Regions from separate parts of the Homo sapiens genome. Here region 2 is linked to region 1. A link is a contact called in ENCODE Hi-C or POLR2A ChIA-PET data. All regions are on one chromosome and are shown on one strand. The core of a region is the stretch at or near the end of the contact, and the rest is flanking DNA. Distances in the headings are between cores, read along the strand shown. Region 1 holds the start of LINC01844 (long intergenic non-protein coding RNA 1844). Region 2 overlaps ARHGAP26 (Rho GTPase activating protein 26).

Region 1 (3,320 bases), core at 527-3,026:
AATAAGGGACCATCACAAGGTTAGGAGAAAATGTCAAGAAATCCCTTTCTGGGAAACAGAAATTCCAGGTTACCCCTAGTGAATTCAACCAACTTTGAAGTTTGGCCAAGCCTTTAAATAGCATTGCATGATTTCAAATTTGGAATCCTGGGCAGCAATTTCCCTTCCTGAAGAGCTGTTGCATGTTCTATGCATAGTCATGCTTTGGCTTGAGTTTATGAGGAACAGAAGTTTCAAAAAATCTGACTGAGAAGTATAAGCTAAAAGGCTCAAGTACCAGTTATACTTTTCCCAGGGCCAGTAAGCTCTCAAAGAGCTCAAATCCAGGGATCAAGCTCTCCATCAAGGACTTGGAACATAATGTTATTTTATCACTTTCAGAAATAATAACTAGAGATAATTTCTGGTTGACATAAGACTCACAACTTATCCTTGAGTGAACTCTTTTCGTGTCTCAGTTCCTCGAATGGAAAACAGTCAAATAAGCACATATACAGTCAAAATCTTCCTCCAAATCTGTGAGGTTCCCTCAGTGGAGTCAGTCTCATTAAGTCACTGCTATTCAGTTCAATAGCAGTGAATTAATCCAATTTGACCTTTGGATTCAGATAAACCTGAGATTAGGCTTTGGCTTTGACATGTATCAGCCACGTGACCTTGAACAGAACATGGTAGCTCTCAAAGCCTTAGCAGCCTTGTCTCTTGCTGGGAAGATGGTAAATGATAATGTGTTTAATGTGCTTAAACCAGTGTCAGGCACATGCGAGGCAGTCAGTAAATAGTGACTTACAGTGATATTTCTGCTGGCTTCACTTGCACATTTCATTCAAAACAGTTGAAAAGTCCAGTGTGTTCATGGTGTTTTAACTGGCAGTTGTGATCTGAAGTCAACCTTCAACTAAGTGGATTAGTTTATCAACTTCCAAATTATAAGCAAAATTAATCTGAACTAAGGCAATGAAGTGATACAGGCATACAAATGAAACATCTGTCCTGATCTCTGCCTTGGAAAAATTCAAAACACTGTAATTCTATTATTCTTACAAAGATTATTTTAACCATTTATTTTAAAAATCAGCATTGCTATTGCATCTTGACTGTTCTATTGTCCAAACTTTCTGTATCTATTTTAAGACTTAAATATAAAGCATGAAACAGGTTTAATTTTGAACATAGTGAGCAGATGAAATATCACTCTTTTCTTAAAAGAGATTCTTAGCAGGCATTTTAAAATCCCCATCCTGTCTTGTTTTCACTAGATCACTGGTCAGTACTCGACAGCTTCAAGCCAGATAATTTCAAAGGTTCAAGATGTCAGTTAGATCCCACTGACCACAGGTAGATCCATTTGAATTAGAAAAATTCTAACACTGACGAGAGAACTCTTTCCTAATGTTAGGTGTGGCTAAGGATCTGTTTGAGCTATTGGAATATGGGCAGTAGTTTATAAGTATCAGAATACAACTTTCTGTGTCCCCCTTCTCTTTGCCAGGGGCAGCTCGTATTGATCTGGACATGCAGCGTAAGCAAAATAACTTTATGTCATTTAAGCCACTGAGATTTTAGGGCTATTCGTTTCTGCAGCATAGCCTAGCCTTTCCTAACAAGATATAGAATATATATAAATGCAGTTGATATGTGTAACAGACATACTCACGGAGCCACACACGGAGTCCTCCCATCTTGGTCTACAAGTAATTTCCAGAAGTTAGTGGTTTGGTGGGATAGAGACAAAGCTCAGAACTACAGTCAATATCAGAATAACTTTAACACACTGGCAGAAAGATTCAGACGCATCTCTTCTATGTCATCATGAGAGTGAGAAACATGATTCCTAAATCTGTATTCCTGGCTGGAATTCTCATCTGTCAACAGGTGTCATTGTCACCTTGAAGAGAACCAGAGCAGGCTGTCTCTCCCTCATCCTCGCGCACTCTCCTGGTGAGTTGTAGAGCTGGGGCTGACCTCAAACTGAGAACTCCTTGGGATATAGCATGTATCCCAAGTAGCCCTCACTCTAGGGAGGTTTTTTTTTTTTTTTTTTTATCTGTATCTCAAGTCCACAAATAAGCACTCAAGGTTGATGTCAATCTTTGACACGTCATCTATTCCCAAGCCAGCCTCTCCATGAAGGAATCAGTGATCTTCCAAATGTTTTCTTTTCATAGCTGAAACAAACAATAAATATTATTTATTATTTTAGTAAGAAGCACATGATCTAAATCCCACTAGTAATAAAGATAATGGCCATTTGTTGAGGGCTTGTTATTTGGCACTATGACATATATCATTTTATTTAATCCTCGCAACAATTTGATTAGGTAGTATATTATTAGAGTTCTCCAGAGAAACAGACCCAATAGGATATATATAGAGATACATTAGGAGATTTATTATAGAATTGGCTCATGCAGTTACGGAGGATGAGAAGTTCTACAGTATGATGTCTGCAAGCTGGAGAACCAGGAAAGCTGGTGCTATAATTCAGTCTGAGTTTAAAGGCCTGAGAAATGGGAGCAGGAGCTCATAGTGTAACTCAGAGTATGAGGCCCAAGGCCAGAGAAGCTGGAGGGTGAAGATGCTTGCTGGTGTCAGTGTCAGAGTCCAAAAGCCTGAGAATCAAAAGCATTAATGTCCAAGGGCAGGAGAAGATGGATGTCCCAGTTTCAGCAGAGAACAAATTCACCCTTCCTCTGCCCTGTCGTTCTATTCAGATTGGACGATGCCTGCCCACATTGATGAGGGTGAATCTTCTTTCCTCAGTCTACTGATGTAAATGCTGATCTCTTCCAGAAATATCCTAACAGACACACCCAGAAATAATGTGCTGCCAGCTATTTGGGCATGCCTTAGCCCAGTCAAGTGGATAGATACATCATCGGTAGGTACTGTGATTTCCTTTTTTACAGATCAAAAAACCAAACCTTAAAGTGGTCAAGTAACTTGCTTAAGGTCAACCAGCCTAGAAGTGGGAAAAATTATGCAAACTCAAAAACTGTTCTTTGCAAGGAGGCCCGCCTTATTCCCCCTCCTGGCCATATATTATATCTCAATCTCCACACCCAAGATATAAACCCTGGAGTTTTCCTTGTCTTCATTCTGTTGCCAGTGACTTGATTACATCATTTCTGGTCTGACACCAGTAGGGCTCCAGTATGTTCCCGGGGAGAACTGGGCCCCCAACACCTGCTAATTTCTTCCTGCCTTTGCAGAGGAGAGCCTGGGAACTTAACCTAAGAAAAAAACTAAACAAAGTGATCCAAGGAGAAAAAAAACCCTGGGATGAAGAAAAGTTATTTTCCTCTTTGATAATTCTGTGT
Region 2 (3,331 bases), core at 751-3,250, 140 kb before region 1:
CAGCAACTTTGAACTGGGGCTCCAACTCCAAATGCTGCTCACATGTATCCGCTCCCACCAGCCTTATCAGCAACTCCAAAAGGAGAATCCTGGTCCCAGACAGTCCAGCTGGCCAGAGGTGAGAAAAGGCCAGGGAACATGAGTCACTGGCATTCTGGGACATTCTGGCAACTTGTGCCTCCACATTCCATGTTTAAGAGGACACCCAAAGTTAGAGAAAAAAATAAGGAGAAAGGGAAGCCGTTTCTGTCCTGAGAAAACAGCAATAAGACCTCTGCAGCAAAAAAGTACTACAGCTTAGATAATGTTCTTAAGATGGGAGAGTGTGTCCATTACTCAGGACACAAGATGGTTTTCACCTTCCAGAGAGTCTACTGTGGGGTAGTTAAGTCAAGGATTGAGTTAGAATCCTAAAATTTATTCCCAACTCAATATGGACTGGCTAGAAACAAATCACCATCCCTCTCCAGGACTCAATTTCCTCAACTATAAATTGAGGATGATTAGATAATTGCTCGGGTTTCTTCTTTCAGCTCAAGGACCATATAACAAAATAAAAATAAGAACACCCCCTCCTCAAAGGATTTCTAGGGTTAAATGAAATAAACCACATACAGTGCTTGGCAGGGTGCCTACCACATGGAAAGTGCTCAATAAATGTCAGCAATGGTGGTGACAGTGGTGAGCTCATCACCTAAACCTGCCTCCTTCTTATCAAGAACACACCTGCTTTCCATGTCCTGTGTGCCATGAAGGTAACCGTCCCAAGAACCTACTACAATTGGAAATTAGACATTTATTTGTATCTTTTTGTCTGATGTCTTTCACCCCAGCTACTTCATGAGCACAGCAACCACGCCTGCCTTGTTCTCCACCAAATATCAGGGCACAGAACAGTGCTGGCACAGAGCAGGCTCTCACATATTTTTTAAACAAATGAACTGTGTGTATCTAATATAATCACTAACATTGAATGACTACATGACCAACCTTGTTCTCATGTTCAGGTAGCTATACGACAGACACCGTTTTAAGCATTTGATAGGAGTTCACTCACTTCTTCTTCATAATAACTCTACGAGGCAAGTTTTATTATTACCCCCATTTTAGAGATCAGGAAACAGGCATGAAGAGGTTTAGTAACCTCCCCAAGTCTACATGCAAATGGCAGAAGTGAGATTTGGATTCAGACAGTCTAGCTGTAGACCCACTCTCTACGCTACTCTCTTATGTCTGTTATACTTATTCTAGAGTCCAGCATTCCAAATGTACCTCTAATACAGGAAAAAATAATTTCCTCAAACTTGGAAATAGAAACTTAGGGCCATGGTTATGTCAAGCACCAGGGGTCGTGCCCTACTCCAGAGTAGCACATTAGCATAAGAATGCCCAAGAATCTTCCTCCCTGGCAGCCTTCACATGGTGCACTCTCCAACAGGCTGTTATGGCAACCGAAGCAGCACCAGAGAGTGGAGGAGGAGGAAAAAGTAATTTTAGCATGGCACAGACAGAGTTCAGAACCTCCACTTGGCCAATACCCAAACCAGCTGAAGAGCACTTGCTGGCTCTGAGATGTTCTTGAGACTGCTCCCTGGGTCGCCTAGAAGTGGATCTGTTGTTTGCTTGTTTGTTGTCTCTTAAATTTACATAATGTTATGATATAAATGTATGTGTGTGTGGAGTGATGCAAAGGAGGACATGCCAGGAGGAAAAAATGACAAATGGGGAAGGATGAGACATCACCCAAATGTCATCACAATTCTTCTTTAGTGATCATCCAAAAGTTATTTAATAATCAATAATTATTCATGGTTTAATGAATAGGAGAATAGAATATGCATGAGGGGAAACATGCTTTGGTGAGTGACTACTTAAATTCTTTTATTCTAGTATGTCACCATCTATACCACCCCCCAGCCGCCGCCCCGGGGGACAGTAGCTCCTCCTATCATTAAGATCACTGGTATCAAGCCCAAAGGGAGCTCACTCAGACTCTTGCCTCACCTCCTTGGTAACCATGGTAACCCTCAAGCCAGTGAGAGAAGAGGCCAGAGAGAGAGGCATCTGTGCTCAGAAGGAGAAGTAACTACTGAAAAGATGACTCAACAAACAGCTCTGCTCTGCCTCAGTCTCCAAGCTCTGCATAACCCCCGGAAGCCACTGCCAAGCATGTTCAAGAGTGGGGAGGCACAGGCCCCAAGGCCACCAAGAGGAGCCCTGCGGGCAGGGCCTGCACTGCCAGGAACTGAGGGAGCATTCGCTCACGGCTTATTAACTGCCATCACTGGACTGGTTCACAGTCTGTATGAATTCTTAGTGGAATAAGACTTTGTGTAAATTATACATTCCTTAATCTCTGATACAGCACCAGTGAGCTCCCACTTCCTCATAAATGTGTAAACTAAAATTAGTAGAAAATACTCTAAAACTGGGAGAAAGTCTTTGCCACAGTCCCTCTTTCAAACTGTAATCAACCATCCCTCTGAAAGACCCTGACTAAACATCATCTTTTGCAGGCCCTAATCATATCTATTTCCAGAAAGCAGATGCACTCAGGGGTGTGTGTGTTGTAGGGGTGAGGAATACCTCATTTTGCAACTAAGCAAAATCCACACAAAGTAAGAGGGTGGTGTTGCCCAAAAGCCCCTGCAGGTGGCGTAAGAGACCGCAGCTGAATTGACTCACAGTTCCAGAAAAACAGGAAGAAAACGTTGGAAATCTTTTTGCTTTCATTGATTCCAATGAAAACATCTTCTCTGCAGGTAGCCTCTAACACTCTACCGAAGGTCAAACCAGCTAGAGTTTCCTAGTGATTTTTTTTTTTTTGGACATGGAGTCTTGCTCTGTTGCCCAGGCTGCAGTCAGTGGCGCGATCTCGGCTCACTGCAACCTCCACCTCCTGGGTTCAAGCGATTCTCCTGCCTCAGCCTCCCGAGTAGCTGGGAACTACAGGCACCCACCACCATGCCCAGCTAATTTTTCTATTTTAGTAGAGACGGGGTTTCGCCATATTGGCCAGCCTGGTCTCGAACTCCTGACCTCGTGATCTGCCCACCTAGGCCTCCCAAAGTGCTGGGATTACAGGCATGAGCCACTGCGCCCAGCCCTCCTAGTGATTTATTACAGGGCAAAGGAGCCCTGGAGAATCCACCTTTTAAAAAGGAACAGGATTCCCTTTGCAGTCTCTCAAGAACACATTAGAATTAGTCAAGCTTAGGCTACAGTCCCTCCAGGTCAGTGATAACAAACGGTGATCTCCAGGTTGAAGCAGGCCTGCAGATGTCATTTTTTGACCTGCACAATGGGTAATATATATTTTAAAATTATTTGC

What was found. A loop is a pair of places that touch in the nucleus more often than their neighbours do. ChIA-PET counts read pairs that join two places held with the same protein, here RNA polymerase II (POLR2A). Pooled maps may share reads with other maps.
Region 2: a loop to region 1 is called in a map of B cell, with 21 times the contacts of the local background. The contact joins the enhancer-like site here to the promoter of LINC01844 in region 1. A Hi-C loop is called at or near these places in 60 of 168 maps with a recorded cell type or tissue (B cell, CD4-positive, alpha-beta T cell, CD4-positive, alpha-beta memory T cell and 40 more), 37 of 37 single-sample maps with no recorded cell type and 37 of 50 pooled maps. POLR2A ChIA-PET finds 5 or more read pairs at or near these places in 13 of 52 experiments (B cell, CD4-positive, alpha-beta T cell, CD8-positive, alpha-beta T cell and 10 more).

What each region holds. Positions count from the first base shown.
Region 1 is chr5:142,744,056-142,747,375 of GRCh38, reverse strand. LINC01844 (long intergenic non-protein coding RNA 1844) reads right to left here and starts at 1,776. Exons shown (of 4, transcript NR_110558.1): 1 at 1,658-1,776.
Region 2 is chr5:142,880,013-142,883,343 of GRCh38, reverse strand. The region is part of intron 4 of ARHGAP26 (Rho GTPase activating protein 26); the gene reads right to left. Among named protein-coding and RNA genes, the nearest start is that of ARHGAP26-AS1, 13 kb to the right of the region's middle. Within about 2 kb of position 2,000, at least 5 of the 41 ENCODE cell types and tissues checked have a DNase peak (open chromatin) inside an H3K27ac peak, as active enhancers do; they include dorsolateral prefrontal cortex, where a contact is called at or near this core.